Regions from separate parts of the Homo sapiens genome. Here regions 1, 3 and 4 are each linked to region 2. Evidence: chromatin loops called from intact Hi-C (ENCODE). Cell type or tissue: ascending aorta. All regions are shown on one strand. Region 1 overlaps XG (Xg glycoprotein (Xg blood group)). Region 2 holds the start of LINC03112 (long intergenic non-protein coding RNA 3112). Region 3 holds the start of DHRSX (dehydrogenase/reductase X-linked). Region 4 overlaps DHRSX (dehydrogenase/reductase X-linked).

Region 1 (8,000 bases), 200 kb before region 2:
GTGTTGTTCAAGGGTCAGCTGTACAGTCAAGGTTATCCTTCTCTAAATTACATGGAGATGACGTTTTATCAAGGCTTTTCTCATCTGTTCAATTCTCACCTTCTCAGCATGAAAACAGAATGCCCAGCAGGTGGTCCTCATGACCCCTCAAAGAGAGGTTCCCCCAAGCAATCATGATTCAAATATTTTCATCTTAAGTAGCTTGAACGTTAGCCTTGTCACCCAGGTGAATTTAGTCTCATGATTAGGTAACTATGTATTTCATATGTTCATAGTCTATCTTGAGCTTTAAAAGAGATTTATGGCATCATATTCACAGCTACGAAGGTTCATAATTTTGGGGCCACTTCTACAGTCATTTCATACAATTTATTTGTGAAATATAGAAAAAAACTATTCAATAATCAAATCCAGTTATTTTTCTTTTACATTTATTTAAAATGATTAAAAATAGTTTATGACAGTTTTAGAAAATGGAATGGATTAAAGGCTAAAAATGTTTAGATTCCATTTAAGTAGGTGTGTGTGTGTGTGTGTGTGTAACTAAAAACACAGGTTTTTTCACAAGAATTTAATTAAGCTCATGCTGAAACTCTTATAGGGAAAATAGTAATTGAGCATCAGACATCACCACTCCTGAAAAAAACCTTCTACAAGAATTGAAAAGTGTTGCAGGACCTAATACTGAAATAGGAAATATGGACTATCTTCAAACTGCACAAATGATGCATGAATCCACATTTGAGACCCGCAACTCCGAGGTACCTAATGTGAATGATTAAAGATATTTTACAAACCGGGGAGCCCTTTCAAGTGCTTTCCACTTTCAACCTTCTCTCTTTGAAGACCCCAATTCATAATGGTGAGCATAAAACATGCATACTGGGAATTTTTATGGGCCCCATATATACATTCCAGACTGTACATGAATGTCTTGATCTTTGGTTCTGATATTTATGGCAAAGTCTAAATGTTATATGAACATTAACCTTAGTTTACTCAAACTATACCAATATGCCCAAACCATCCTTTTTTCTCTCCCCACAAGTATTTCTAAAAGAGAAGCAAAAAGCTAGTATACTTCTTGGATGCCTAAGGATTTAAGACTTCCTACCCTGATGAATAGAAAAAGTATAAACCAAGGAATGCAATGTTGGTGCCTTAGGAACTAGCACTTACAGAGTATCAAAGACTAAAAATACTACAAAAAGGCTCAACGCCTGATAATCACTATTTCTGTCTCCTATGCGCCAAAACATATCACAACCATATGATTTCCTAGGAAAAAGCATCCCAAGATTTCCCCCAGATGGTTTTAACATCAGTCATTTTGCACTTAACATTTCAAAATGCAGCCTTATTTTCTTCAGGTAATAATAATTTTATGTGCAGATATCTCAAAGCTGAAAGGATGATCAAACCCTGCTTGTGGGTGTCAGAAATAATGCATCCCCACTTCATTCGCAATAATGAATGCTCAATGATTTTTTCATATCACTGAAGAATTTAGCACAGGTCCAGCATCTTTGGAACCTCAACAATATTCTTCATCTCCCAGAAGCTGATAACATCCCCTCCCCACCAAGATATTCTACCTCCCTACTGCTCACCGCTTTGTGCCATCAACATGGTTAAGCGTGTGTGTGTTATTGCACCATGAGGTAGCTGAAGATCTCACAACAGAGAGCCACAGTCTCTTTGTGCAAATGAATAGCCAAACCAACATTGCAAGCAATCCTTTTTTAGAACGCAGGGTCTAGCTGCCTAACTTATCTTTATAACCACATCACATTCAATGAGTTGGGAATGCTTAGTGAGGCAGCTCATGTACTTTACACAGAAGAAAACACACTTTAGGTCATCAAATTGTGTCAAGAATAAAAGGAAATCTCCACAACAGTGATAAACACGGTTCTTGTTTTAGTTGTTTTTCTCAAAGTAATCAGGGGATCTTAACATCTTCAGACATTTTCTGGTTCTGAAAGGAAGATTAGAAACAAATGTCATTGTGGGGGCAAAAAAAAAAGTCTTATTAAACAGAGAAAAAGAAAACCAAGATCCAATTCTATGCTGTTACAAGAGACTCTTGCTCTAGATTTAGGAGAAGGAAGATTAGAACAGAAAAAAATGAAGCAGAAATGAAGTTGCACATCTTAAATATATACAATGTTTGTCTATCATACTTTAATAAAGCTAGAAGAATGAAAAATCTATTTTAAAAAAAAGAAAACCAAGATCAGACTATGTGCTGTCTACATGACACCTGCTTTACATTCGGCAGAAGGAGATAGATTAGAACAAATAAATGATGCAGAAATGAAGTTGTACATCTTAAATATATACAATGTTTATTTGTCAACTATACCTCAATAAAGCAGGAAAAATTAAAAATAGAAAATATTTAAAAACTGTTAAAATCATATCTGGAAACAAATATTCGTTTTGAAAACATTGTTTTTGACATTTTGCCATTTGTTAAGGATTTTGATGATCTTAAATGAATTGAGTAACTTCCTTTTTGGTTAAAACTAATATTTGTAGGAACTTCTTTTTTCGAATATGGCCTTGTTGGTCTTTATAACTTCTGAAGTGATGTTGTCATTTGCTCCACTTTATAAAATAAAAGCAAAGTATGATTCTTAAAAGTCCACATCAAGTGACAGACATCTGCTTCTATCTGTGTAGCTCTGTTACTACAACTCTTTCTCTACAAAGTGTGCAAGCTTCAGTGTATGGCCTCAGCAGGTACACAGTTCCACAGGTTGTGCACTGCACCACATCACCATGGATATGGTTAGTATACCATGTACGTCATCCTTTAGGAGACAGAGAAAATTAATGACCTAACTAAGGAGAGGTGGACAGCTGGGTACCATTAGCAGCAGCCTGGAACTTTAGAGTCAAGTTCGCAGAGCTCTGAGCCCCATTTGATACCAAACCCATACGTATTTGCTGTCATGCACATATTTCCTAGATAGTATAAAGGCTTTACAGCCAGCGAGGTGATATAGGCCCAGGATCCACATAAATGTCACTGCTCACCCTTGAAGAGATCTCCCTAACATCAGCTCACTCTGTCTACATCCTCCTTTCTGATCTCAGGAACTTTAAGGGAGGGGAAGATAAACTTGGTGCTTGGGAATACCTGGTGAGGGTATCATCGAAGTACAATGGAGAAAGTAGACAAAAATACTTACCAGGCAGCCAAAAGGCATGAAAGAGCTTCAAGACATTATACCTCTTTAGCAAAAACGTGCTTCCTTCCACCTCAGATAAATGGGGCAGGCATCATCCACGTTTTTAAAACTACACCTATTTCAGAAACTCAACTGGCCCCCATTCCAATGATTTTCCTTCTAAAATATTGCACTAAAATATATTTGCCTTGATTATTGAGTTTGTGGGGGACCCCTGTACCCCGCCCTTACATTTTGTGCTTGTGGAGATGGGTGCCTCTCTCTGCTTACTCAGTTTCAGCCCTTGGTTAACAAAGGCTTACAAATCACTGCCACAAAAGCTACTGAAGTTAACACGTGGTGTTCGTTAATGATGGCTGCCATGTTGGGTGAAAGAGTGTTGTCACTGAACCCAAGAATCTGCTCTCAGGTTGCCAGGAAAATAAGGCAGTTTTTCAGAAACTCAGTTTCCTCCTAAAATTTCAGGACGGGGCGTAATGTAGACGGAGGCTCACCCCAAACGGAGGTTCATTAGCTAACGGTTGATACTGCCCATTCACCAGCAGAGGGAGCGCATGGGAAGGTTTTAGGATTTTTGAGGCCAAATGCAAATCCTAAAGCAAACACCGTAGGAATGGGCACCCCTTTCTGGTTTCCTTCGGGGACACAAAGAAGGTATGAGTTAGAGGGCCCTGGGCAAACTCCAGACAGATTCTGACGTGGGTGGCCTGAGGTTTAAACCAAGCCTCCAGAGACACCCAGTTAAAGATCTGAGTCACTCTTTAGGCTATAAAACAATCCCTGACTGTTGTTTCAGAGATTTCTTTAGGGCATCCTCTGCTCTCAAATCCCAAGTGATTCTTCAAACCCAGGAGTGTGGAGCCGGCATTGAACCAGGAAGCCACAGCAGATCTTTCCTCTCCCCTATGGTCTGAGCGCACCTTCGGAATTTCAGAGAGGCTTATAATTCAGTGTTTCGGTAGTTTTCTTTGCGGGTGGGGTTCTGGGCAAAACATTCACATTCAACCCAGGTATTTTTCCTGACTCGCCTGTGACGAAAATTTCACTGAATACAAAACAGAACAGGTAGTTAAACCAACCGTCATGCTTATAGTCTTGCAATGTAGGTTGGTAATTTTTGTTTGTTTGTTTCTTTTTCTTTCCTTTTTTTCTCCTCCTCTTTTACATTAGACAGATAATGTGCCAGCCTCATTGTAACAAGGTTTAGAGGAAGGTACAGCTCACACCTGACCATGAAAACCCAATTGTTGGCCAGGCACGGTGGCTCACGCCTGTAATCTCAGAACTTTGGGAGGCCAAGGCGGGCAGCTCACTTGAGGTCAGGAGTTCAAGACCAGCCTGGCCAACATGGTGAAACCCCATCTCTACTAAAAATACAAAAATTAGCCAGGCGTGGTGGTGCATGCCTGTAGTCCCAGCTGTTCGGGAGGCTGAGGCAAGAGAATCTCTTGAACCCAGGAGGTAGAGGTTGCAGTGAGCCGAGGTCCTGCCACTGCAGTCCAGCCTGGGCAACACAGTGTAACTCTGTCTCAAAAAGAATAAAAATAAATTTTAAAAAATCACATTATTAGGCAAGTTATGTATATTGAACTTAACCAGAAATAACCTTGCTAGTGACAGACATCTGAAAGTAATTTTTTTTTTTAAATCAGGCTTAGTAACAAGCAAAACAATGTTTAGAGCCAAACTTACCATGGGTCCTGAAACAATTTCTCCTATTGTTTAGTTTGAAATAACTGGCTGCTGCTCCCAGCAGTGTCACCACCACCACGGATACGATGGGAGACACGATTTTTGCTACCATATTGCCTGCAGGAGTGGAGAAAAAGCAAGCTCATCCGAGAAAAAAACATGGCTGCAGGAAAACTGCTTAAATATTAGGTTGGTCCAAAAGTTATTGCGGTTTTTGCCATTGAAAGTAATGACAAAAACTGCAATAACTTTTGCATCTATCTAGTAACTTCTCCATCACGTCCCTTCCCACCCTTGTATTCACAGAAAAAAAAGAGAAACTTAATTTAAAAAAAAAGAAAAAAAAACCTTAGGAAGTAATTCTGTTTTCACAAAGAGCCAAGCTTGTCAACCACATTTTACCACTGAAGACATCCAAGGCCAGGATTTGCACAGACGAGGCACTTGGCATTTTTGTTTGTTTGTTGAAGTCAATTCATGTATGCCTTTTAATTAATTTTATTTATTTATTTATTTATTTATTTCTTATTATTTTTTGAGACGGAATGTTGCTCTGTCGCCCAGTCTGGAATACAGTGGCGTGATCTCAGTTCACTGCAACCTCCTTCTCCCGGGTTCAAGCGATTCTCCTGCCTCAGCCTCCCGAATAGCTGGGACTACAGGTGTATGCCACCATGCCCAACTAATTTTTGCATTTTTAGTAGAGATGGGGTTTCACCATGTTGGCCAGGCTGGTCTCGAACTCTTGACCTCAGGTGATCCACTCGCCTCAGCCTCCCAAAGTGTTGGGATTACAGAGGGGAGCCACCGCGCCTGGCCTGATTTATTTTTTTAGAGATGGGGTCTCACTATGCCGCCTAAGCTCGTCCTGAACTCCTGGGCTCAAGTGATCCTCCTGCCTCCGCCTCCTGAGTAGTTGGGATGACAGGCACATGTCAAAACTATTTTGTGCCTTTTTAGATGTAGAATGCCCACTCATGCAAAAATATTGTTCCACTAAAAACTGCCAGATAGGCTTGCTTTCAAAGGCATGCTGGAACTCTAGACCCAAGCACACACTAGACACAAGCATCCTCAATGCCTCGATGGCAAATTGCTCCAGAGCTTTGGCACTCCTGCACAAAGAACAAGAAGGAGCTTGATGTGACAAAAATCAACACTTCCAAAGGGAAAAAAGGAAGAAATCACCGTTTCCATTTGAAATAGCCACCCTTTCCATGCATGGCTTTCTTCAGACAGGGTTGAACACCTGGGCCAATACATGGCATGGCATAGGTGAGGGACACAAGACTGCTCCACGAATGAGGCTGCCATGCTGGGGGGAAGAGTGTTGTCACTGAACGCAAGAACCTGCTCTACGGCTGATGCTGCCGCCCGCCACACCCTGCCTCCTGGGAGAGACAGCCCTCTATTCTTCCCCTCCCTACATGAACACGCTCCACAGTATGATTTCACAGTGTTCCCCATCCAGAGGTGGAGCTGCATCTTCATTCTGAAAATCCAGGCTTTAGCCAACAGAATGTCACACAAGTGAAGGCATGGTGGCTCTAAGCCCAGGCACGCTTCTCTTCATGCTCTTGGTACCCTGTCTGGTCACCATGTGATGAAGCCTGGCCTGGCTTCCTGGAGGGATGTGAGAGCCCACATGAAGCTGAGATGAGCCATTCCACCTAAAGTCCCAGATACATAAGAAGACCCAGGAAACATGGTCAAAGCGCTGGCCACACCTACAGTTGACTGCACACAAGAGAGGGAGTTCAGAAGAGACCAGGAGGACCACTAGAATGGTGTCAGCCCAAATTGCTGACTCACATAATCACGAACATAATAAATGGTTGTTATTTCCAGCTACTAAGTTTTGGGGTTTTTTGTGACACAGCATAGCTGACTGATACATACCTTTTCCTCTCTCTCATCTCTTACAAATCAATCAAGTACAATCAATTGTCATTACCAAGTGGTCATCCAAGCTGACTGCTTCTCTTTGCCTCCTTTGCCCAGGCTTTAATTCAGCCTGTCATCATTTCCAGGGAGTACTGAACTGGTCTGAAAGGGTGTCTCCCTGGGTCTTAGTGAGCCCCCTCAGGTCCATTCTTCACCTACATATCAACAGGGGCAGGCTCCTTCCCATGAAGGTTCTATGAAGTGCAGACTCCACCTCTGCTAACCTGGAGGTCTTTCCTGGTCACCATTGCATCCTTCCCTGGTTCCCGTTGCATTCCACATCCTGGCTACACAATTTCCGGTGTCCCCACGTGTGTATCCAGCTCTACCTAGTGCACCATCTTCCCTGACACCTCACTCTTCTCCTGGGCACCTCCCACCCATATTTTGGGGGATTGGCTTGGATATTGTTCTCTCCAGGAAACCCTACCTCCCTCACCTAACCTAGTCTAGGAGTATCCCTTCTGCCTTGCTACAGGATCCCATATGTTCCAGGAAATTATTCATCAGATTTGACTGCAATTACTTGTTTATTTGCCTTGCCCTTTCCATCTCTGGACCTCACTTTACACCACAGAGGGAAAAAGGTGAAACCATAAATTTTTCTAAGGATGCCAACATACCCCAAAAATATTGATACTAGTACTCTGCATGATCATTGAAAGGTAGAGGTCACCTTCAATCACTTTCTCCTCCCCCATAATTGAAAACTCACAAGAGCCTTGGGGTTGAGTGCGTTTACTCTCAACTTAAACTCAAGCAGGTGTCAGCCCAAATCTCTAAGAATATGACCCTTAGGGAATGGGGAACCTGTTCTCCCAACAATACAGGACACAAAGTCAGCCTTCTGGGCTTCAAGTTCTCCCTCCTTTGACCTGAGACGGGATTGACAGTGCACTCTGATGGCTTCTTTGGGCAGAGTGTTCATACCTTCCTTTCTCCTGTCCTTCTTGGGTTTCAAGTTAGTGCTGGTCAAAGAAAGGGGAGTAATGGTGGTACTGGGAGAAATGTAATAGTCTCAGCACTCATTCACAGCCTTGCTTTGAGAGCTAAGGGGCATCTTCTGCAGTGAAAACCAATGCTTGCCTCTCCTTTCTCTGAACTCTGATTGGTCCTGTGCTGAAGGTCAGATATTTTTATTCAGGAGCTACTTTATATACATACAAA
Region 2 (8,000 bases):
CACCATGAATTGAAGGATCAAAGCCAAAGCATCCAATACACAAAAGAAGAAGTCTCCGTGGCCCATTGGGATGCATTATGCTTTTTACATTTCAGAATGAGAGATGTAAAACTAAGACCGGTTTGATATAATAATTACACTATTTGACAAAGGTTTTGTAGGTGATAATTGCTACTGGAAAAGGTTCGAAGACAGGGACATTTGCAGACACCCTGGTATCAAATCAAATTGGTGCAATTCTGGGGCAAACAACCAACCAGGTTAAAAGCTATAAAAGTACTCATGAGCATTGATCTAGACAATTTGAATGCCAGAAATCTCTTCAAAGGAATGAAAAAGAGTAGACAAAGTTGACTCAAATTGGCTTTGTAATTCATAATTCTAAAATGTCAGAAGACACAATGTTTTCAACATTAGGGATTAAAGGAATTAATGTATTTTATTATATATTTAGATAGAATAGTATTTGTCAGTAAATGTCATATGATAGAAATGAGAAAACATGAGAAAATGTGAATTAATATTCTTATGAATAAGTATAAAATAAAGTTACAATAAACAATATAGAGACCACCCGTAGGGTTAGAGGCTCTTACCAGTGAAACCAGGTCGGTTGGGGTTTGGATCTGGCTTTGGTTTGGGGGCATTAGGTGGTGCTGGGTCACCTGTTTGTAAAACATGAGAGTTGCAATCATCAGTACCTAGTAGTCAAGAAAATGAAAAATCAATTTCCATAGCGACCAGAAAATGAAAAATCAATTTTGATAGCGACCAGAAAAGAAAATGAAAAATCAATTTCCACAGCGACCAGAAAATGAAAAATCAATTTCCATAGCGATGAGAAAAGAAACTGAAATATCAATTTGCACAGAGACTGTTCACTAAACAGGTAAAAACTGGCCCTTGTTTTTGTCATGGTGGGGATACCCATACACGTAGCCTCCTGCCAATTCCCTTCTGTTGTCTTCCAGGTACAGGATTTAACTTCAAGTATTTTCAAAGAAAACTAAACCAGGTGTGCAGACCACCTCCAGAATTTGGGAGGGCCTGTGAAAATGAAAATGTGCGACCCATTGTTCCAACTGTATGAAGAATCTGAAGATGGCAGCAACACAGCAATAAAGCAGCATGGCACCCTTGTGTGCACAGGTCCCTGTGTGACTGCGCAGATCTATGCCCACGAGGCCTGACCTGGCCAAGGGAGTCACATTTGCCTTACGTTGTTCCAAAGACTAACCATTTTAAAATAAAAGCCAGCATACTGGCTGGGCGTGATGGCTTGCACCTATAATCCCAGCACTTTGGGAGGCCAAGGTGAGTGCATAGCTTGAGTTTAGGAGTTAGAGACCAGCCTGCTCCACATGGCAAAACCCAGCCCCTACTAAAAAGACAAAAATTAGCCGGGCGTGGTAGTGGGTGCCTGTAATTCCAGATGCTCAGGAGGCTGAGGCACAAGAATCGCTTAAGCCCAGGAGGCGGAGGTTGCGGTGAGCCGAGATCGCGCCACCGCACTCCAGCCTGGGCCACAGAGTGAGACTCTGAACCTACACTTCAAAAAAAAAAAAAAACAAAAAAAACAAAAAAACCAGCATGCTGGTAACAAAAAAAAAATATATCAAAAATCCAACAACAAAAATAAACAACACATATACTTCCTATGTTCCCACTGTCCAAACTCAATCCATTTATCACGCAAAAGAGATGTCTTGAAAATGATAATAATTCAATGACAATCAGCAAAGTCAGCAACAGAGGAGACTTTAAAAAGTTACTCACTGTTTCCTCCATCAGGAAAGGCATCGCTAAGTCAAAGTCAGCCCTTAAAGGAGGGAAATGAGCTGTTAATACCAATGTTCTGAGAAATGAGGAAGGAATGACCCAAAAACAGGTGGAGAAAACACCACGGCCCCACGTTTCTAAATACTTCAGAAAACGTGAATTCCTATCTTCTCATCACTCTTCCCTCAGGTGAAAACAGTAAAAGATGAGCATGAGACAGAAAAAGAGGGAGTAAGAGAGAGAGAGGAGAGAGAAAGAGGGGGAGAGAGGAGATAGAGGAGAGAAAGAGGAGAGGGAGGAGAGGGGGGAGAGAGAGAGGAGATAGATGAGAGAGGCGGGAGAGAGACAAGAGAGAGAGGAGAGAGAAGGAGAGAGTGAGGAGATAGAGAGAGGAGAAAGGCGAGAGACAAGAGAGAAGGAGACAGGAGAGAGAGAGATGGGAGAGAGAAAAGAGGAGAGAGAGGAGAGGAGAGAGAGAGGAGAGAGGAGAGGAGAGAGAGACGAGAGAGAAAAGGAGAGAAAGAAGAGGGGGAGAGAGAGAAGAGGGGGAGAGAGAGAAAAGGGGAGAGAGGAGAGAGGTGAGAGAGAGGCGAGAGAAAGAGGAAAGAGGGGAGAGAGAGGGAGAGAGGAGAGTGAGGAGAGAGAAAAGCGAGAGAAAGAAGAGAGAGAAGAGAGAGAGGGAACAGGAGAGAAGAGAGAGAGAGGAGAGGAGAGAGAGAGGAAGAGGGAGAGAAGAGGAGAGAGAGAAAGGAAAGAGAAGAGAGGAGAGACAGAAAGAGAAGAGAGACTGCAGTATCCATAAGATCCATAAGAACGTCACCAGGGTTGGGGGGGAATCGGATGCCACCTCTTCCCCAGGTTCCCCTAAATTTAAGAGTTTGCGATTCTGCAAACTGTAGAAGGAAAATTAAAACTTGGAACCCCAGTTCACTCTGCCAAAATAATTAATAATAATAATAATAAAGCTGGAAGCTGAGTCAGGCAGGAAGCTGTCTTTCCTTCTGTTCCCAAGCAGACAGTGCAATAACTCTCTGTTGACCTTATCTTAGTAAAGTGCCAATTTAGTGAGCGCAAGACAAATACATAATTGACTATTCTACCTGCTGCTTTTCTTTTGCAACAGGTGAATTCGGTAAAATGAGCCTTCCTCCTTCTTTCCCCTCCAGCGTGCTTTCCCCCTTTAAATACCGAAGCTCTCAATAGTATCTTTGGAGAAAGGCATAGACCCGTCTCCCGGGCTCCTTCCTGATCTTCGCCGAATCAACTCAAAAGGATTGGGACTTGTCCCAGATACTTTTTGGTTTACGAAAGAAACGCTGGCTTTTTCCTCTGAAACGGCTCCCACCTGGCCCCAGGAAGAGCGCTGGGGAGAAAGTGGGCGCCTCCTCCGGACCTGGGTCCCCGTGGGCACAGCGCGTCCCGCCGGGCACGGAAGAGGGGCCGGGTGTCCCCGCGGGGCGCCCCGCCCCTGCACCCCACATCCCCAGGCGGATCCCCAGGCCCAGCCCGCGCCACCCCCCGCGTCCTCCCACCCGGATCCCGCCGCTCGCTCACCGGGGCGGCCACCAGACGGCGGAGCAGGCCGAGGAGCCGCAGCGCCAGCACGGCCCCGCGCGCCACGGCGCGCCCAAGGCGAGCAGAGATCGTCCGCGAGTGCAGCGCGCGGGCGAAGGCGGCGGGACGGAACCTCCCCCACGGGCCGGGTGGGGCGGAGCCCGCGGAGGACTCGAAGGGGTTGGGTGAGGGGAGCAGCCCTGCAAACTCAGCCCAGGCTGCGCCTGCCCCGCCCCGCCCCACCCCGGCCTCCACTGGCGCACGGAAGGGGAGGGAACGCCGGGCCCGGGGAGGGGACAGAGGAGGGGGCGGGCGGAGGTGGCTCGGGCCGCGCCGAGGGGACCACGGGACGCCCTCCTTCCCTTCTCAGGAAACTGTGAGTGCCCCCCGCCCACAAGCCCGTCGCCAGGATGCCGCCAACTAGAGCAAAGTGAAACCCCCAACATTCTCGGGAAAGTGCGGGTCCCTCCCTCTCTACAGCCCCTTAAATGCACGCCCCAGGGCGGCCCCTACCTGGAGCCAAGAGAAACCGCTGCCCTTCTTGGAGAGGTGTGGGCCTCTCCGCGCCCGCCCTTGCTGTCCCCTCTCTGTTCCTAACAGGCACCCCCCCCAGGCAGCCCCAACGGGGAGGAAATGAAACTCTTCCTGCTCCTCTGCTCGGAAAACTATGGGGCCCCCTTCCAGCTGCTCACGGGGCGCTCAGGGCGATCCCCAAGGGGTGCAAAGTGCAATCCCCTCCCTGCTTAGAAAGGCGTAGGCCTTGACAGGCAGCCACGGCCCCTGGTCCTTTCTGGAGCGTCCGAGCTGGGGGCGCTCAGTGGTGAAAGATGGCGGGGGTGGGGGGCTTTGAGACACACTGCGGATACCCGCTCTGCGCGGGACCAAGGACGTTCTGCCGCAAGCTCAGAGACAGGGTTGGGAGTGAGGACTTGTGGTCGTGGTTTGGGGTTGGGGGTAAGACCCCTATCTGGGTCGCCTGGCTGAGTCCTGGTCCTTGGCGACTCACCCCAGCAGGCTGCGTCAGGGGCCCTTCGGTAACACTGGTCTTGTGCTGTCTCAGGCCTGCGGGTGACTCCGTCTCTCCCCAGGCCACCTGTGCCCCTGGATCAGACACAGGCAAGGCCAGAGGGGCTGGCCCCGCACCCTGGGGCCCACCTCAGGGGTTTGAGGAATGCAGCAGTCTAACTATGCACTCCACTCCTGGAGGCAGAATCATTTTTCTTTTTTCTTTCTTTTTTTTTTTTTTTTGGTCTTTGCTTCATCCTGAACCTGCCTGGGATAATGACGTGATGGCTGGAGTCCCAGCAGCCAGTTCGAAGCAGGAAGTCTCCTACAGGATAGAAGTTGTCTGTGTGTTGTTTGTTTGTTTATTTGTTTGTTTTGAGATGGAGTCTTGCTCTGTGGCCCAGGCTGGAGTGCAGTGGCACAATCTTGGCTCACTGCAACCTCCGCCTCCCGGGTTCAAGTGATTCTCCTGCCTCAGCCTCCCCAGTACCTGGGATTACAGGCATGCACCACCATGCCAGGCTACTTTTTGTATTTTTAGTAAAGACAGGGTTTCACCTTGTTGGCCAGGCTGGTCTCGAACTCCTGACCTCATGATCCGCCCACCTCGGCCTCCCAAAGTGCTGGGATTACAGGCATGAGCCACCGCACCCGGCCAGAAGTTGTATTCTAAGCATGGCAGAACACGTTGAGCAAAGGTATCAGGGTGGCTGATGATACAGCAGGACGGCTGTGCCAGCCCGACTCACATTCCCAACTTCTTTTACAGGACAAAGGAGTACATTTTTATCTTACCATTTGCTAAAGTTAGGTTTCTATCAGCTTTCTTTAAATCACTTTTATTTCTGGTTTTCATTACCAAGGTCTGAGCCCAACTTAGAGACCTCCCGTGAGGTTCTTGTGGGCAACCAAAGCACTTAAGAGGTGTCAGAGCATCACACACCATGTCTGCTGCACAGACGATCAAATGAAGCTTTTGAAGTCAGTGGATGATGGGTGGATAGATGGGTCTGGGGGTAGGAAGTGGTGGATGGATGAATGAATGGACAGACAGCCATCTGGATGCGTGAATGGATGGATCACTTGCTGGAAGGATGGATAAAGAGATAGATGGCTGGATGAATGAATAAATGGGTGGATGGATGGAAAGATGAGTGGATGATTGGATGGATAGATAGTTGGGTGGATGGATGAATGGATGGATACATAGATGAATAAATGGATGAATGGATGGGTGGGTGGAGGAATGGATAAATGGACAGATGAATAAATGGATGGATGAAAGGGGGGATAGACGGATTGATCTATGGATAGATGGACAGATAGATAAGTGGGTGGATGGGTGGGTGGATGGATGGTTGGAAGGATAGGTGGATGGACAGATTACTGGGTGGCTGGAGGGGTAGAGAGAGATGGGTGGGTGGGTGGATGGATGGATAGATGGGTGGACAGATTACTGGCTGGCTGGATGGATGGGTAGAGATAGATGAGTGGGTGGATGGATGGATGGATGGATGGACGAATGGATGGATGGATAGATAAGTGGACAGACGGATAGATAGCTGGATAGATGGGTGGGTAGAAGAAGAATAGATGGATGAGTGGATGGATGAGTGAATAGATGGATTGATGGACAAACAAGTAAATTTTTACCTGACATTTTTGTATTGTGTAACTTTCTGTGTGTTCATTCATTGGGAAACAATTGTGATACATGGATATTGGACTTATTAGCTCACGTCTGCTGATAAGAAAACAACACAGGGCCATAGAGTTCATTAGCAGTGGACTGGGATCAAAACGAAGGGCTCTTTGATTTTGAGTTCAGGCCATTTGGACCACTTTGCCTTGTGACTGCCCCCAAATCACTGGAATTTTCCTCGGGGTTCACAGCGCCCAAAGGTAAACAGTATTTGGTAGCCTAGAGTTCATACATTGGAAATTTCATGGTCTGTGCCCCCTCAGTGGTGCAAAGCATTTTTACAGCAATAATTAATTTGGCAATAACTTAGTGTGTGAGCCTGTGTATGCGTCTTTTCAGCTGGCTAGTACAGTACCAGTGATGCCATGTTTGCACACTAAATACCAGCCAGAGACATGCAAGAAAAGAAGGGCAGGCCAGGCACAGTGGCTCATGCCTGTAATCCCAGTACTTTGGGAGGCCGAGGTGGGTGGATCACCTGAGGTCAGGAGTTCGAGACCAGCCTGGCCAACATGGTGAAGCCCCATCTCTACTAAAAATGCAAAAATTAGCTGGGCATGGCAGTGAGTGCCTGTAATCCCAGCTACTCTGGAGGCTGAGGCAGGAGAATCACTTGAACCTGGGAGGCGGATGTTGCGGTGAGCTCAGATCACACTACTACACTCCAGCCTGGGCGACAGAGCAAGATTACATCTCAAAAAAAAAAAAAAAGAAGAAGAAGAAGAGGGGCACAGCCTACCAGATCTGCTGAGACACATGTTTTTTATCTGAACTTTTGGGGGTCAACTCAAAATCCAATCAACAGATGACAATGACATCCTAAAAACTGTTCCCAGATCAGACAGTAAAATTTCACAGATTCTGTCTTTGAGTCATGGGGATTTACGTCTCTGTAGATTCAGGAGAAACATCTCATGCATACAGTTCCAGAGAGTCAGGGACCAGCCTCTTCTGTAAAGAGGGAAACAAAATGAAATTGCGCATTGGCATGGACCGGACGCAAGAAGACATCACTGATTTAAGCTCCTTTACAAACTCTATCCTAGGAAGCACTTTCCTTCTTCACTTTCAGCAGTCAAGCCTCTCCAATGTCATTGCGTCTAAACCTGTTGACATGATGGGGCTGTGGTTCACCTGGAAGATGGGCTCTATTCCTGACCATTCTGAAGGCAAAGAACTTGAAATAAGTTCAAATTCAAGTTGCAGCACATCCACGGAGCAGCTGGAAGTGCTGCCTGTGGCCTGTCGTAATGGCAGGGTAGCAGTGAGAGAGAAATATATTTCCTCACCCATCATTGGGTTCATGACTAAGGCCCCTAGAACAAAAGACAATAGCAAGAGAAAAGCAGGCCCATGTATTTAGGTTTTACGTGACACAGAAGCCATCATAAAGAAAGAAACAGGAAAATCTGAGTATTTTTACGCTTAGGTTTTCTGGTTTTTTGTTTGTTTGTTTGTTTGTTTTTGAGACGGAATCTCACTCTGTCACCCAGGCTGGAGTGCAGTGACGGGATCTCAGCTCATTGCAACCTCCACCTCCTGAGTTCAAGCGACTCTTACCATGTTGGCCAGGCTGGTTTCGAACTCCTGACCTCAGTTGATCCACCCACCTCGGCTCCCAAAGTGCTGGGATTACAGATGTGATATGCTTACTTTTAATGAAGAGTGGACAGTGATGGAGAAGTATGACTATTGGACAAAAACGTTACAGGAATGGGGTCCCAATCCAGACCGCAAGAGAGGGTTCTTGGATCTCAAGCAAGAAAGAATTCGGGGTGAGTCCATAGAGTAAAGTGAAAGCAAGTTTATTAGGAAACAAAAGGAATAAAGAATGGCTACTCCATAGAGCAGCCCCGAGGGCTCCTGGTTGCCCATTTTTATGGTTATTTCTTGATGATATGCTAAATGGGGGGTGGATTATTCATGCCTCCCCTTTTTAGACCATGTAGGGTAACTTCCT
Region 3 (8,000 bases), 110 kb after region 2:
TTCCAATCATCTTAGATCTGCACCAGAGCCCACCCAGTGGCTGGGTGCAACCTGCACACTGGGGGTGCCCCTTAGTGCCTGTTGAGGTTCTGTGGGGAGTGAGGCCTGGAGGGTTCAATTCCTATGGGAGTGGGGATGCATCCCAATGGGGGCCAAAGTTCCAGATAGGTTGTGGCCCTGCAAGGTGCCAGGGTCCCAGTGAGATGTGGAGTGTGGGGTTCTGGCTCCCAGCAGGGATAGAGTTCCTGGCTAGGGTCAGGTGACTTGCTGGTGGAGATTCTCACTCCTGGACCTCGGCAGGGGCTGGGGGGTGCCCATCGGCACGTGTATGAGGGTGCAGACCTAGAGTGAAGGTGGAGGTCTGGGTCCTGGGGATGATAGGGTTGGTGATTTAGGGTCCCAGTGTTGCAGGAGAGGGGTCCCGATCTAGCCCCCAAGAGTGGGTTCTTGGATATTGCTCAAGAAGTAATTCAAGGTAAGTCATAAGAGTACAGGGAAGTTTTAGTTTATTAGAAACTATTCCATTACATGCTGGGTGTGGTGGCTCATACCTGTAATCCCAGCACTTTGGGCGGCCGAGGTGGGCAGATTACCTGAGGTCAGGAGTTTGAGACCAGCCAGGCCAACATGGTGAAATCCCATCTCTATTAAAAATACGAAAATTATTTGGGTGTGCTGGTGCATGCCTGTAATCCCAGCTACCAGGGAGGCTGAGAGAGGAGACTCTCTTGAATCTGGGAGGTGGAGGTTGCAGTGAGCTGAGGTTGCGCCACTGCACTCCAGCCTAGGCCACAGAGCCAGACTCTGTCTCAAAAAAAAAAAAAAAGAAAAAGAAAGAAAGAAAAAAAAAGAAACTGTTTTGTCATAGAGGTGTAACACCTTGTGTTTGTTTTAAAGCTTCCTTCTATAGGGGTCTGTCTTATCTATGTAAAAGCTAGGTTATGTCTGACGGCGTGACATTTATTCCTTAGTTGATTTAGAGAGAGCCATCCTTTGCATTTTCGCGCCCAAGCACGTCCATGCATGACTGTAATTATCTTTAACAGCATATGTGGTTACGCGATATGGCGACATCCAGACATTCCGCTGTCGTCTGTGTTTGTCCTTGGAGGCATTATTAAGTCATTTCTTCAGCCGTAAACATCTTATGACCATGGGCCGTGACCGGCAAGGAATGTGTCTTCCTGGTTTTTAAGATGGAGTTGATGATTAAAATGGTGTCACCCCAGCTCTCCCAGGCTCCTGTCTCCCAAACACAGCGGGTGTTAGGATCTGTGTGGAGTCCCGGATGCCAGGTCTGGGGTCCCCTGGGGGACCAGGTGTGGGACTGGGAGGGTTGTGGTGGGGTGAAGGTCTGAGTGTCTGGGTGGGGGGTTCCATGAAGAATTCCAGTAGGAGTCTGCTGGGGGGTCCATGTGGGATTTCAGCCTTGGCCCTGGTAAGGGTCTGGGTGGGGGTTCTGTGCTGGTCTGGGGTTCCCTGAGGGAGCCCAGGTAACTCTGTGGTTGTCTGGGGTTCCCAACCAAGGTCTGAGTAGGGGTCTGCTGTCCCAGTAGGGATCAGGGTGGGGAGGGGGCTCGTGGTCCCTGAAGTAGTCTGGAGTTCTCTGCAGGGGCCGGGAAGGGGGTCTGTGATCCCTGCAGGGTTGTTGGGGGCAGGGAAGTGGAGGGGTAGGTTTGGTGGGTGGTGTCTGTGGCCTGGCAGGAATTGGGGTGGGGTCTGTGGTCTCAGTAGGAACTGGGGTGTGGGGTCCGTGCTTGGGGCAGGTTCTGTGGTGTCAGCAGGAACTGGGGTGTGGGGTCCGTGCTTGGGGCAGGTTCTGTGGTGTCAGTACGAATTAGGGTGTGGGGTCCATGGTCCTTACAGCTGTTCAGAGTCCTCTGTGGGAGTCCTGGTCCATAATCCTGGCATGGCTCTGGGTGGTTGTCTGGGGTTCCCTATGGGGTCCAAGTCCTTGTGGTCCCTGCTGAGGTCTGCGTGGGGTTACATGATTCTGGCTAAGATGGGGAGGGTGGTTCCCGTGGTGGTCCTGGTCCCCTGCAGGGTCTGGGTAGGGGATCTGTGATCCCATGGTGGGGGTCCTGGCTGGGGCTTGAATGGGGTTCCATGGTCTTGGCTGGAGTGTGGGGTCTTGGAGAGGCAGTCCAGCTGGGGTCTGTAGTCCTGGGGGGCGTCCTGGCAGGGGTCTGTGGTCTTGTGGGGTGCTGGCTGGGGCCTGTGGTCCGGGGGGTGGTTGTGATGGAGGTGGAGGTCCTAGAAGGGGGCCCCAGTAGGGGTCTGTGATCCTGGAGAGGGGTCCTGGTGGTGGGGGTCCCAGTGGAGGTCTGTGGTCCTGGGGGGCCCTGGGAGGATCTGTGGTACTGGGGAGTCCTGGTGGAGGTCTGTAGTCCTGGTGGGGTTCTTGGTGGGGTGTCTGGGCGTGCCCCAGTGGGGGGGCCTGTGGTCTTGGGGGTCCCAGCAGGGGTCTGGGGTCCTGGGGGGTGTTCTTGGGAGGAGTCTATGGATCTGACTTGGGTGCTGGCTGGGGTCTGTAGTCCTGGGGGCGTCCTGGCTGGGGCTGTTGGTCTTGTGGTGGTGGGGATCCCTGCTGGGGTCTGCAGTCCTGCCGGGAGGGGGAAGGGTCCCTGCTGGGGTCTGTGGTCCTGGAGGAGGTGTGGAGGGTCCCTGCTGGGGTCTGTGGTCCTGGGGGGGATTCCTGGCTGGGGTCTGTGGTCCTGGCTGGGGGTGTGTGTGGGGGGTCCCTGCTGGGGTCTGTGGTCCTGAAGGGGGGGTCCTGACTGGGGTCAGTGGTCCTGGGGGCGTCCTGGCTGGGGTCTGTGGTCCTGGGGGGGGGGGTCCTGGCTGAAGTCTATGGTCCTTGCAGGGGGGGGTTCCTGGCTGGAGTCTGTGGTCCTGGGGGGGGTGTCCTGGCTGGGGTCGGTTGTCCGCTCGGGGTCCCCAGTCCTGCAGGCGGTGCGGGATCCCAGAGGGCCCGGGCGGGGTCTGGGGTTGGGGGTTCCCCGCAGGCCGGGGCGGTTCGGGGCGGGCAGGGGGCGGTCCGGGGCGCGCGCGTTTCCGCCGTCCGTCCGGGCGGGCGGGCGCAGAGTCCCGCGGGCGGCGCGGAAGCGGCGGCGGCGCGGCCGGGGCAGCCATGTCGCCATTGTCTGCGGCGCGGGCGGCCCTGCGGGTCTACGCGGTAGGCGCCGCGGTGATCCTGGCGCAGCTGCTGCGGCGCTGCCGCGGGGGCTTCCTGGAGCCAGGTCAGCGGGGCGGGGCAGGGGTCAGGGCTCCGGGGACCCGGGTGGGCGCGGGCTGGCTCGGGGGCGGGGGCGCGGGGGCTCCGCGTGACCTTGGCGAGGCGGTGGCGCTCCCGGAAGTGGGGCTGGGCGGGGGTCGAGGTGTGGCCGGGGGTGGGGGGGGGGCGGCGTGCGCGCTGGGACCTCCCCGCCCCGCGCTTTCCGTCCCCGCCGGCTCTTCTGCGCGCCTGGCCCGGCCCGACCCGGCCCGACCCTTCCCTCCCCGCGCGTGTGGCCTCCCCGCCTGTCCCGGGTCGGGCTCCAACCAAGCAGCCCCCGTGCAGCCGCCCCCCCGCGCACCCTGACACCTCCGGGCCATGGCCGGGGACCCGGGGGCTCGCACGCCCCGCGCCCAAGACATCAGGCGGCTCTGCCTGCCGCCTGCGGTCGGCCAGTGACCGCGCGCCCCCGCCAGGCCCCGGAGGGGAGGAGCGGGCGTCCCAGGGACCTCGACCCCTACCCACCCCAGGGTAAGTGAGGATGGGCCCTTCTCCGGAGGACGTCTCCAGAGGGGGCCCAGAGGCGGCTTCTCGGGCACTGGGGAGCCACGGAGGTCTGGTGGGGAGGGCAGGCCCGTTAAGTGGCAACTTTGTTTCCTTGGCCTTTGTAAACATCTCTGAGTCACAGATCTCCAACTTTGCAGGACTCGTTCACTGTCTGAACTCATCAGTGATGACCGCCACTGTGTTTTGTGTATGCAGATAACTTCTGTTCCTAGATTTGCAGGTTCAGAATTTATTATTATTATTATTTTTTGTAATAGGAAGTAGAGATGAAGTCTTGCTCTGTTGCCGAGGCTACTCTCGAACTCCTGGGCTCAAGCAGTCCTCCTGCCTCAGCCTCCCAAAGTGCTGGCATTACAGGCACCAGCTACTGCATCCGACTAATGTTTTAAAGTTTTGTAGACGGGGTCTTGCTATGTTGCTCAGGCTGGTCTCGAACTCCTGGGCTCAAGCGATCTTCCTTCCTTTGCCTCCCAAACTGTTGGGATTACAGGTGTGAGCCACCACACCTGTCTAATGTTTTAATTTTTTTGTGTAGCAATAGGGTCTTGCTACGTTGCCCAGGCTGGTCTGAAACTCATGGGCCGAAGCAATCCTCCTACCTGGGTCCCCCAAAGTGCTGGGTTTACAGGCGTGAGCCACCACGCCTGGCTAATGTTTTAAATTTTTTGTAGAGATGGCATCTCACCATGTTGCCCAGGCTGGTCTTGAACCCCTGGCCTGCAGCAATCCTCCAGTCTGGGCCTCCCAAACTGCTGGGATTACAGACAGAGCGCCACTGTGCCCAGCCCATATTCTCAATTTAAACCTAGAAACCTGTAAACAATTATTTGTGAACTGGAATAAAGGGAATGTTAATTCCATGTTAGGTTAAATGATACTTTGTTTCAAAAATAACAGTTTTCCAAAACAGAGCGTTCAGAGGGTCAGTGTGGTGGGGGTGGGGGTGTACGTTGCCCTGAATGTCTTAAATGTCCAGCCTAAGAAGAGAGCTGTTATTTCTGCCTCTGTAGACAGTTTCATGGCATGTCAGGAGGCCTCTGGAAGACACTACTGCACGCCTCTGGGAGACTGGGAGTCAGCCAGGCGAAGCGCTTGGGTGCCTTATTGTGAAATGACTTTTGACTTCCACTCTGCACCCACTGAAGGAATCCCAGGGGTCCCAGCGCCACCCTTTGAGAAGCGTGCCTGGAGTGGATGTTTTAAAATGAGCCTCTCTCTCCCGCCTCTAGCCAGAGAAAAAGAGCTTTGAGTTTTCTGTGAGCTAAGCTTTTCTTTTTCTGCCAAACTGGCCTTCAGTATTTTTTTTTAAACCCACTTAGCATAATTACAAATGCATAGAAGAAGGAGAGTAAAGGGAACTGTAGTCAGGCTTTCGGAGGGCAGGAGAGCATGTTTGTTTGAAGTAAGTAATCAGTTGCAAGGTGAACGGTTTACAGCTGCTGAACAATTGTGTGGAGTCTCGCAGAAGATTATGTTTATCCGGGCAGTTTTGCTTACAGAAAGGTCCCCTTAAACCTCCTTAAGGGCCTGTGTGGGCCCTGGCAGAAGAGGCCGGGGTTCCTGCAGCAGCTCACCAAAATGCTGGCCTTTGAAAAACTTGCTCTTTGTGCATTAGAAAAAGGGCTGGAATCTTTTTTTTTTTTTTTTTTCCCATTTACTGATTAAACAACAACAGAAGGTTGTTAAAGAGGACGAGCTTCTGGTGAAGTCACGTGTCTGCCAAGGGAATCTGTACCCGGGTGTGTATCGAAACAGAATGGCCTTCTCTAAAGATTAACTTAAGTGGCTTGCCCTCATCGAGCCCCTTCCTATGTATGGATTAAAAATAATTTTCGATACCAGTGGAGGAATGCTGTTGTCCTTGGTCTGCTGGTGGCCAGCTTCCTAAACGGCATTTTTTATTTGCTTCTCTCTGGTAGGCCTTCGCTGTTGGTGAGGAAACATTGAACTTTGTCCAGGGCATTTGAGCTAAGCTGTTTGAATAACCAAGAGGGCCAATTTCCCCACTGCAGATTGGAAGCAAGGGCAGTTTTTTCTTAGAACTTCCAAATGGAGCGTGTTCTTCTTAGGTATCGTACAAAGGAAATGCCTGGGTTACACCTTCCACATGAGTTGACTTACATGGTATGAGAAGGAAGAAATTGTGGCTGGAATCCACTCCTAAATGGTGTCTTCTTACAGTTCATCATGGAAAAACAAGATAATTACAAATTAATCATAGATGTTGGTCATGCCTTTACAGAGGGGGTTTAGAAGCAAATTGAGAATTCCCATAAGAGGGTCTGTCTCTGTGTTCTTAAGACTATATCCATGCGGCCCATTCAGTAAGTTGTATCTGTTGGTTGGATTTTAAAATAGATGATTTAATCAGTGCATTTAATATCCTAATATGGCATCAAAACTTGAACATTGATATGGCCTGAAATCTGTTGAAAATGATCATATTGAGTAAAGAAAGTCTCTACCCACCGGTATTAATAACAGGGTGATCTGTTTAGAAATTACATTTTCTCTGATACATCAATGAGTTTTGCAAAGGAGAGAAAATTGATGGTACCTGTAGTCAAGTCCAGTTCCAATACTGCCACAGAATTTTTCTTAAAAGTTCTATTGTAAATAATAGGCCACAGAATATTCCTTCACTTTCTGGGATGCAAAATGGATTCGTAAATGCTGTACCACAGGAGTGAGTATTTACAAAAAATATGCCAACTGGCCCACTTACAAAGCTATTTATAGAAGTCCTACTTTTCAAACTATTTTTTTTTTAACCTGTAAAGGGAAAGTTAATTCTTGTTGGTTTTATGAGTAGTGAACAGTGGCTATTAGAAATCAGGTAGAAGTAAAAACAGCAGTTTTCCAACTTCTTCTTCTTTTTCTTGAGACCAAGTTTCGCTTTTGTTTCCCAGGCTGGAGTGCAATGGCGTGATCTCAGCTCACCACAACCTCTGCCTCCCGGGTTCAAGCGATTCTCCTGCCTCAGCCTCCCGAGTAGCTGGGATTACAGGCATGTGCCACCATGCCTGGCTCATTTTGTATTTTTAGTGAGATGGGGTTTCTCCATGTTGGTCAGGCTGGTCTCAAACTCCTGACCTCAGGTGATAGTCCACCTTGGCATCCCAAATTGCTGGGATTACAGGGGTGAGCCCCTGCCCCCGGCCTCCAATTCCTTGATCATAGAATCTCTTTCAAAAAAAATGAGGACCCCAGACAGTTTTTGTTTTTGTGGATTATAACAGTCAATAAGTCATCCTGTTAGACATTAAAACAGAAATTTAAAACATATTTAACAATCTATTTAAAAGTAATGGTAACAGGCCAATTACATGTTACATACAAAAATGTATGTAATATATTTATTGTTTTTATATTTTATTTTTATTAAATATATATATTTTTAGAATAATTTATACTTTTCTATAAATATAAAATACAAATAAGTTATATTTATATAATTTAGATGTAAATAAAAACAATTGATATTTTTATATAAATATATAAATGTGTACACTTATGGGGCACAGTGTGATGCTTTGCTGTATGTTTGCATTGTGGAATAATTAAACTAATATCTATCACCCGCTATTTTTCCTTTGCGGTGGGAACATTTAAAATCTCTTTTAGCTATTTTTGTTTTTTATTTCCATAGGTTATTGGGGAACAGGTGGTGTTTGATTCCATGAGTAAGTTTTTTAGTGGTGATTTGTGAGATTCTGGTGCACCCATCACCCAAGCAGTATACACTGCACGCAAGACATTTAAAATCTCTATTGGCGGGCCGGGTGCGGTGGCTCATGCCTATAATCCCAGCACTTTGGGAGGCTGAGGCGGGTGGATTGCCTGAGCTCAGGAGTTTGAGACCAGTCTGGGCAATACAGTGGAACCCCATCTCTACTAAAATACAAAAAATTAGCTGGGTGTGGCAGTGTGCGCCTGTAGTCCCAGCTACTTGGGAGGCTGAGGCAGGAGAATGGTGTGAACCTGGGAGGTGGAGGTTGCAGTCAGCCAAGATTGCGCCACTGCACTCAAGCCTGGGCAACAGGGCGAGACTCCGTCTCAAAAAAACCAAAAAAACAAAAAAACAAAAACAAAAATAAAAACCTCTTTTAGCTATTTTGAAATATGTAATACACTATTAACTATCGCCACCACGCTGTGCAGTAGGTCACTGAAACGGATTCCTCCTGTCGAACAGAAACTTGGTACCCTTTGGCCATGT
Region 4 (8,000 bases), 280 kb after region 2:
AAAAGTATTGTAGCAGCACTGATTCATAGGTTCCTTCTCAGTAGAACCTCTTTTGAATTCCTCCAAACAAAGCCTTCTATTTGAGCCATGGCCCTTGAGTAGACCGATGTCATGGACTATTAGAGTATGCTATTGGTGCTCCAGCTACCCATGGCCAACCACCAGGCATTACTTAGGTAGAGCCCCACTGCCTGGCCTATGCACCAGGCATCAACATGAGGTTTCATAAATACCTGGGAGTACAAGTGCAGAATCTCTGTTGAAAGAATGCAATACTCTTTTTATTTCTTCACCGAATAATTAAATAATTTTTATTTCTTCATTAAAGGGCAATTGAAGAGAAGACAACATGTCTCTCTTAGTAGGTACCATCCCCGAGTAGAACTCATCCTCCTCTGTGCAAAGATTCCCATTGTTCAGATCACTCTAATGCTTTGAGGAAAACCTCCCCACAGTGTAACATACAGAACACTCTTCCGGGGGTTATGGCAGATGCTGGAGTCTCTTCTACCACCACCTAAAGATGCTGGGGTACTCTGCAACACCACCTGAGGAAAGGAACAGGATGAAACACCTGTTGTATTAGTCACCTAGGGCTGCCATGACAAAATACTACAGGCTGGGCCGCTTAAACAGCAGACTTTTATTTTCCCACAGTTCTGAAGGCTGGAAGTCTGTGAGATCAAAGTGTGGGCAGGGCTGGTTCTTCCTGAGGCCTCTCTGCTGGGCTTGTAGACACCGTCTTCTCCCTGTGTCCTCATAGGGTCGCCCCTCTGTGTGTGTCTGTGTCCTCATCTCCTCTTATGAGGTGTCTTAGTCCATCTCAGGCTGCTATCACAGAATACCATAGACTGGGTGACTTATAAACAACAGACATTGATTCTCTCACAGTCCTGGAGGCTGGAAGTCTGAGATCCAGGTATGGGCAGGGCTGGTTCCTCCTGAGGCCTCTCTCCTGGGCTTGGAGACGCCATCTTCTCCCTGTGTCCTCACAGGGTTGTCCCAATGTGTGTGTCTGTGTCCTCATCTCCTTTTCTTATGAGGTGTCTTAGTCCATTTCAGGCTGCTATCACAGAATACCATAGACTGGGTGGCTTGTAAACAACAGACGTTTATTCTCCCACAATCCTGGAGGCTGTAAGTCCAAGATCAAGGTGTAGGCAGGGCTGGTTCCTCCTGAGGCCTCTCTTGTAGGCTTGTAGATGCCATCTTCTCACTGTGTCCTCGCAGGGTCGTCACTCTGTGTGTCTGTGTCCTCATCTCCTCCTCTTTTTTTTTTTGAGACGGAGTCTCGCTCTGTCGCCCAGGCTGGAGTGCAGTGGCGGGATCTCGGCTCACTGCAAGCTCCACCTCCCAGGTTCAAGCGATTTTCCTGCCTCAGCCTCCCAAGTAGCTGGAACTACAGGTGCGTGCCACCATGCCTAGCTAATTTTTTCTATTTTTAGTAGAGATGGAGTTTCACCGTGTTAGCCAGGATGGTCTCGATCACCTGACCTCGTGATCCACCCACCTCAGCCTCCCAAAGTACTGGGATTACAGGCGTGAGCCACCACACCCGGCCTCATCTCCTCTTCTTATAAGCATCCCAGTCTTCTCGGATTAGGGGCCTCCCTGGTGACTTTGTTTTACCTTAATCACCTCTTTAAAGACTATCTCCAAATATGGTGACATTCTGAGGTCCTGGGCGTTAGGGCTTTAACATAGGGATTTGGGAGAAGGAATCAGCCCATCACAGCTGTGCATTCTAAGACTCCAGTGACTTTGTGCTGACAATGGCTTTTCCTTGGGTAGCTCTAACCAGATGGTCTGGCTGGGTCTATCTTGAGTCTAGTGACTCCCACCACGAGGCCAACTGAGCAGGGTGGCCAGGAAAGCCTGTGGCCTTACAACAAGGTGATGCTCACCTGCAGCACACAGGCCATCACTGTAGCTCTGCTGGCTTTATTCTTGGGTTTATAGTGATGGCTTCTTTCTGCCTCTGCCTCCCTTGAGGCATCTCGTTTCTGTGGTTGGAGTACTGTGAGCCTAAGAGACAGAGAGCATGTCCACAGTCAGGCTTCCCTTACTTGCTTCAGTAGCATCTCATGAGTGTTTCCAATGCATTCAGGGAGACTCTTCTTCACTGAAGGAGTCAGATCCATTTTGCAGCTTTGCTGCTTGGAACCTTGATGGAATGGCTGAGTACATGGCCGCCAGCGTCACTCATGCACGAAAAGTGTTGTTGAAAGCTAATAGAAACTGAAATCTGGTCGGGCACGGTGGCTCACGCCTGTAATCCCAGCACCTTGGGAGGCTGAGGCGGGTGGATCACCTGAGGTCAGGAGTGCGAGACCAGCCTGGCCAACATGGCGAAACCCCATCTCTACTAAAAATACGAAAAATTAGCCGGGCATGGTGGCAGGCACCTGTCATCCCAGCTACTCAGGAGGCTGAGGCAGGAGAATCGCTTGAACCCTGGAGGTGGAGGTTTCAGTGAGCCGAGATTGCGCCATTATACTCCAGCTTGGGCAACAAGAGTGAAAATCTGCCTGGAAAGAAAAAAAAAAAAAAGAAAAACTGAAATAGAAGATTTCCCTTCCCCCAGTTCACTTTGACTGCGCTAAAGTAATTTCCTTTGAGGGCAGAGAGGACACGGATTGCTTTGGGCATACTTCAAAATGCTACTGTCTCCCTAGGAATATTGCAAAGTGGTTACTTTCCCCCAATAACACACAACTGGATATTTCTTTGATCTTCACCCTGGGAACCTGGTGGAGCTCCCGGAGGTAAAATTTGTGAAAGTACAAGGTCCCCTCTAAGATGGGCCCCCAGAAGTTTTTCTGTTGTTGTTGTTTTTTGAGACAGAGTCTCGCTCTGTCACTCAGGCTGGAGTGCAGTGGTGCGATCTGGGCTCACTACAACCTCCACCTCCCAGGGTCAAGCAATTCTCCTGCCTCAGCCTCCCGAGTAGCTGGGATTACAGGTGCCTGCCACCACGCCCGGCTAATTTTTGTATTTTTAGTAGAGACGGGGTTTCACTATGTTGGCCAGGCTGGTCTCGAACTCCTGACCTCAGGTGATCTGCCCGCCTTGGCCTCCCAAAGTGCTGGGATTACAGGTGCGAGCCACCATGCCTGGCCAGGAGTTTTTAACTTACTTAGGCTTGTCCACTGTCAGCCTGCAGCTGTTTAATAATTACCCTGCAAATGTGTCCATCAGGTGCTGGCTCCAGCAGGAACTCCTAGACAAGCACAATTCCACTTGCCACCTGTCTGTCCAGTCTTCAGGCAGCATTTCGTCTTGTGATCTCTATTTTCTGATGGATCGCAGAGTTGCTGATTTTCAGTATGTTCTGCTCTTTGCCTATTGTGAGGATAGGAATTAAAATGCGCAAGCTCTCTACATGTTAGTGAAGTGGCTACGTTGTCTGGGGTATATACCCTGGGGTTCGTCATTGGGCATCAGGAAAATTTAGGACAAAGACACACACGAGGAGTTTAGGAGTGGAAGTTTAATCAGGAGAAGAGAAAGAGAAATGGTTTTCTCTATAGAGAAAGGGGTCTCCGAGCGGAAAGGACCAGCTGGCACCAAATGTGATGGATTTTATAGTCCAGTTTGAGGAGGCGGTGTCTCATTTACATAGAGCTCAGAGATTGGTTCCATCAAGCATGGCATTTACATAGCCCACAGGAAAGGCTGGTTGCCCACCCTAATCGTTTATGCAAATGGGCTTTGTAGTTGGTCGGGGCTCTCCGAGAGATTGGTTCCATCAAGCATGACATTTACATAGCCCACAGGAAAGGCTGGTTGCCCACCCTAATCGGTTATGCAAATGGGCTTTGTAGTTGGTCGGGGCTCTCGGTCCTGTTTTTCTTACTTTACATGTGGCTGACAAAGAGGAGGGAAGATGGAGCCACTGTCTTGAACGTGTCTAGTCTCTAGTTCCTGCTGGGAAGATGGAGCCGCCGTTTTGAATGTGTCTAGTCCCTAGTTCCTGCCGGGAAGATGGAACCGCCATCTTGAACGTGTCTAGTCCCTAGTTCCTGCCGGGAAGATGGAGCCGCCATCTTGAACGTGTCTAGTCCCTAGTTCCTGCCCGGAAGATGGAGCCGCCATCTTGAACGTGTCTAGTCGTTAGTTCCTCCCGGGAAGATGGAGCCGCCATCTTGAACGTGTCTAGTCCCTAGGTCCTCCCGACATTCACCCGTACAAGCTCCCAGCTGGCTTGTGTATGTCTGCAGCTCGACTTGACAGGCTGTTCATTGTTAGAAAATGACTTGGGGCTGCTTTTCGTTAAAGAGAAAAGCTGCCGGGCGCAGTGGCTCACACCTGTCATCCCAGCACTTTTGGAGGCTGAGGCGGGTGGATCATTAGGTCAGGGGTTCGAGACGAGCCTGACCAGTGAAACCGCGTCTCTACTAAAAAAAAAAAAAACAAAACAAAAATTAGCCGGGCTTGGTGGTGCGTACCTATAATGCCAGCTACTTAGGAGGCTGAGGCAGGCGAATTGCTTGAACCCGGGAGGCGGAGGTTGCAATGAGCGAACATCACGCCACTACACTCCAGCCTGGGCGACAGAGCGGGACTCCATCTCAAAAAAAAAAAAAAAAAGAAAAGAAAAAAGCCTTGCCGAGGACTCCCATACCCTTACTGTCTGCCTAAGTGATTTCTTCTTAACTCCTGTATCACTGGCAGACTCTGAGTTGCCTGTTGGGTGGAGTACTATATTGCCGAGTATCATGACTGTATTAGATGTGAGGGAGACAGTGTGAATAGGACATGGTCCCTGAAGAGCACAGAGCTTTCACCTGGGGCTGGGCGGAGCTTCTGTCCTATCCAGTGTTATGGAACCCTTGCAAGCACAGGTCAAGCAGCTCAAGGGCTGGAAGACGTGCACACAAAATCCAAGGGCAACGTTGGAAAGAGGTTTAGTGTTTCTTAGAAAAATGCCAGAAGGCTGAAGAAGTGGGGGCCCCGAGCAGCTCTGAAGGGTGTGTATGCAATTAAACTGAAGCCAAAGGCTGAGAGAGAGGAGTGAGAGCCGCCTACGGAGCTCTGTGCAGCTTCATCATAAACTCACAGACAGGCTTCATGCAGCGCCGTCTCAGTGCATTCAATGTTTGGATTCCACATGCATGCGTCCTCAACCCCCTTGCAATGCTGTTCTCCTTGGAGGGAAATGGGTCCTTCTTACCCTATCACATGCAGGTATCTGGTCTACCAGATAAATGTGTGAGAAATCACCAACAAAGCAGAAATTACTTTTAATTACAAAGCAGAGTCATCGTAAAACTTTGTGCAAAATCTTTTTTTTTTTTTTTTTCCAGACAGGGTCTCCATCTGTTACCCAGGCTGGAGTGCAGTGGTGTGATCATGGCTCACTGCAACTTCAACTTCCGAGGCTCAGGTGATCCTCACATCTCAGCCTCCCAAGTAGCTGGGATGACAGGTGTGCACCACCACACCCAGCTAATTTTTACTATCTGCTTAAGTCATTTCTTCTTAACCCCTGTATCATTAGAGGAGAAACCGGAAGCCCCTATTTTTGAAATTAGTAACCACCTATCACCTAAAATTCCTCTCATTACTGTGACGATAATGATGATTTTTTCGAGACCGGATCTCACTCTGTCACCCAGGCTGGAGTGCAGTGGTGTGACTGTGGCTCACGACAGCTTCAGCCTCCCGGGCTCGAGTGATCTTCCCACCACAGTGTCTAAAGTAGCTGGGGCTGTAGGTACGCATCATCATTCCCAGCTATGTATATATTTTAAATATTTTGTAGAGATGGGATCTTCCTCTGTTGCTCAGGCTGGTCTTAAACTCCTGGCCTCCAGCAGTCTTCTCACCTGGGCCTCTTAAAGTGCTGGGATTACAGGCGTGTACCACCGTGTCTGGCCAAAAAACATATCTATTCTGGGGTTCATAGTGATGCTTGTTTCTGCCTTGGCCTGTCTTGAGGCATCTCACTCCTGTAGTTGGAGTACTCTGAGTGTAACAGATGGAGAGTATGTCCACACCCACTCTTCCCTCACGTGTTTCTGTAGCATCCCGTAGGAGTTTTCAAATGCATTTGGAGATGTATTCACCCTGTGACAGATTCAATGCATCTCTACAAGGCAGAATAGCTCTACCATGGTGTGGCTATGGCGCTTGGCTACCTGAGTCTTTATTCTGCCTTCCAGGTGCTTGTTGGTTGGATAACTTTGGGTAGGTTCTTGTACCTCTTTGAGCTTCAAGACTGTCTTAGTCAGCTCTGGCTGTTGCAAGAAAATACAGTTGACCTTGATACAAAAATTAGCTGGGTGTGGCGCCTGTAATCCCAGATACTCAGGAGGCTGAGGCAGGAGAATCGCTTGAACCTGGGAGGCGGAGATTGCAGGGAGCCAAGATCACACCATTGCACTCCAGCCTGGGCGACAGAGCAAGATTCCATCTCAAAAACAACAACAACAACAACAAAAAACTAGAGTTGACCCTTGAACAATGTGGGAGTTAGGGGCGTCACACACGTCCCTGGCACAGTTGAAAATCCAAAGATAACTTTTGACTCACCCAAAACTTATGAATATCCTATTGTTGAGCAGAAGCCTTATCAATACCATAAAGTCGATTAACATATATTTTGTATGTTTTATGTATTGTATACTGTATTATTAAAGTATGCTAGAGAAAAGAAAATGCTGTTTGTTTTTTTTTAGCCGGGCGTGGTGGCGCACGCCTGTAATCCCAGCTACTCAGGAGGCTGAGGCAGGAGAATCGCCTTATAAGGAACTTTGAGAATCAAAAATCATAAGGAACTTTCATTCTTTTTTTTTTTTTTTTGAGATGGAGTTTCACTCTGTTGCCCTGGAGTCAGGCTGGAGTTCAGTGGTGTGATCTCTGCTCAGTACAGCCTACGCCTCCCACGTTCAAGTGATTCTCCTGCCTCAGCCTCCCGAGTAGCTGGCACTAAAGGTGCACGCCACCACGCCCAGCTAATTTTTGTATTTTTAGTAGAGACAGGGTTTCACCACGTTGGTCAGGCTGGTCTTGAACTCCTGACCTTAGGTGACCTACCCGCCTTGGCGTCCCAAAGTGTGGAGATTACAGGCTTGAGCCACCACGCCTGATAAGGAACTTTTATTCTAAGTGAAGTAACTCAGGGATGAAAAACCAACATCGTATGTTCTCAGTGTTACGTGGGAGCTAAGCTATGAGGACACAAAGGCATAAGAATGATAAAATGGAATTTGGGGTCTTGGGGGGGAAGAGTGGGAGGGGGGTGAGGGATAAACACTACAAATAGGGTGCAGTATATACTGTTCGGGTGATGGGTGTACCAAAATCTCACAGATCACCACTAAAGAACTTAGGTAACCAAATACCACCAGTACCCCAATCACTTATGGAAAGATAATTAAAAACAAAAAAGGACACCAAACTAAATTTTTAAAAATCATAGAGAAGAGAAAATATATTTACTATTTCTGAAGTGGGAGTGGATCGTCATGAAGGTCTTCATCCTTATCGTCTTCACCTTGAGTAGCCTAAGATGAGAGCGGACAGGAGGGATTGGTCTTGCTGGCTCCGGGGTGGCAGAGGTAGAAGAAAATGCCCGTAGAAGTGGACCCGTGCAATTCAAACCTGTGTTGTTTAAGGGTTAACTGGACCATAGATGGGGTGGCATAAATAACAGAAATTTATTTCTCTATAGTACTGGAGGCAGAAATGTTTACATCCAGGTGGCACCATGGTTGGGTACTTGAGAGGTTCCTCTTCTTGGTTTACAGATGGTCTCGCAGGGCAGAGAGAGAGGGGGGTGGAGCACGAGGGAGCATGTGTGCCCTGGTGTCTCTTCTTACAAGGGCACGAATCCCAACATAAGGATCCCACCTTCACGACCTGATGTAAACATCATCATCTCCCAAAGGCTCCGTCTCCAAATACCATCCCCTTTGGCATTAGGGTTTCCACACATGAGATTCGGGGTGACACCATTCATTCCATAGCAGGAGCCCTCCTTGGCAGACTGGGACACC

Evidence for each region. A loop is a pair of places that touch in the nucleus more often than their neighbours do. Peaks named below come from ENCODE experiments on the same cell type or tissue, not always from the same donor. Only the 100,000 strongest peaks of a DNase experiment are listed, where the experiment ranks them.
Region 1: a loop joins it to region 2, with 2.9 times the contacts of the local background. A loop is called at or near these places in 2 of 110 quality-filtered maps.
Region 3: a loop joins it to region 2, with 2.8 times the contacts of the local background. A loop is called at or near these places in 19 of 110 quality-filtered maps.
Region 4: a loop joins it to region 2, with 2.8 times the contacts of the local background. A loop is called at or near these places in 5 of 110 quality-filtered maps.

What each region holds. Positions count from the first base shown.
Region 1 is chrX:2,808,342-2,816,341 of GRCh38, reverse strand. XG (Xg glycoprotein (Xg blood group)) reads right to left here. Exons shown (of 11, transcript NM_001141919.2): 10 at 4,890-5,006; 11 at 1-1,978. The coding sequence ends at 1,962. Among named protein-coding and RNA genes, the nearest start is that of GYG2, 17 kb to the left of the region's middle. In ascending aorta, a CTCF peak has its summit at 3,700 (motif pointing right); a DNase peak (open chromatin) is centred at 3,711; H3K4me3 peaks cover 340 bases.
Region 2 is chrX:2,604,815-2,612,814 of GRCh38, reverse strand. LINC03112 (long intergenic non-protein coding RNA 3112) reads left to right here and starts at 3,648. Exons shown (of 2, transcript XR_001755779.3): 1 at 3,648-3,709. MIR6089 (microRNA 6089) reads right to left here and starts at 3,624; the gene lies at 3,561-3,624. It also overlaps the pseudogene CD99P1. RefSeq lists an enhancer at 3,753-4,277. In ascending aorta, a CTCF peak has its summit at 3,340 (motif pointing right); DNase peaks (open chromatin) are centred at 3,514 and 4,044; H3K4me3 peaks cover 3,471 bases; H3K27ac peaks cover 2,492 bases.
Region 3 is chrX:2,496,056-2,504,055 of GRCh38, reverse strand. DHRSX (dehydrogenase/reductase X-linked) reads left to right here and starts at 3,080. Exons shown (of 7, transcript NM_145177.3): 1 at 3,080-3,239. The coding sequence starts at 3,131. ZBED1 (zinc finger BED-type containing 1) reads left to right here and starts at 3,080. Exons shown (of 2, transcript NM_001171136.2): 1 at 3,080-3,239. In ascending aorta, no CTCF peak of the experiment used is centred here; DNase peaks (open chromatin) are centred at 3,294 and 3,655; H3K4me3 peaks cover 4,044 bases; H3K27ac peaks cover 4,233 bases.
Region 4 is chrX:2,321,360-2,329,359 of GRCh38, reverse strand. All of the region lies in intron 3 of DHRSX (dehydrogenase/reductase X-linked), which reads left to right. It overlaps LOC124905239 (a long non-coding RNA gene), which reads right to left. Exons shown (of 3, transcript XR_007068382.1): 1 at 7,444-8,000. Among named protein-coding and RNA genes, the nearest start is that of DHRSX, 180 kb to the left of the region's middle. In ascending aorta, no CTCF peak of the experiment used is centred here; a DNase peak (open chromatin) is centred at 4,089; H3K4me3 peaks cover 1,418 bases; H3K27ac peaks cover 1,111 bases.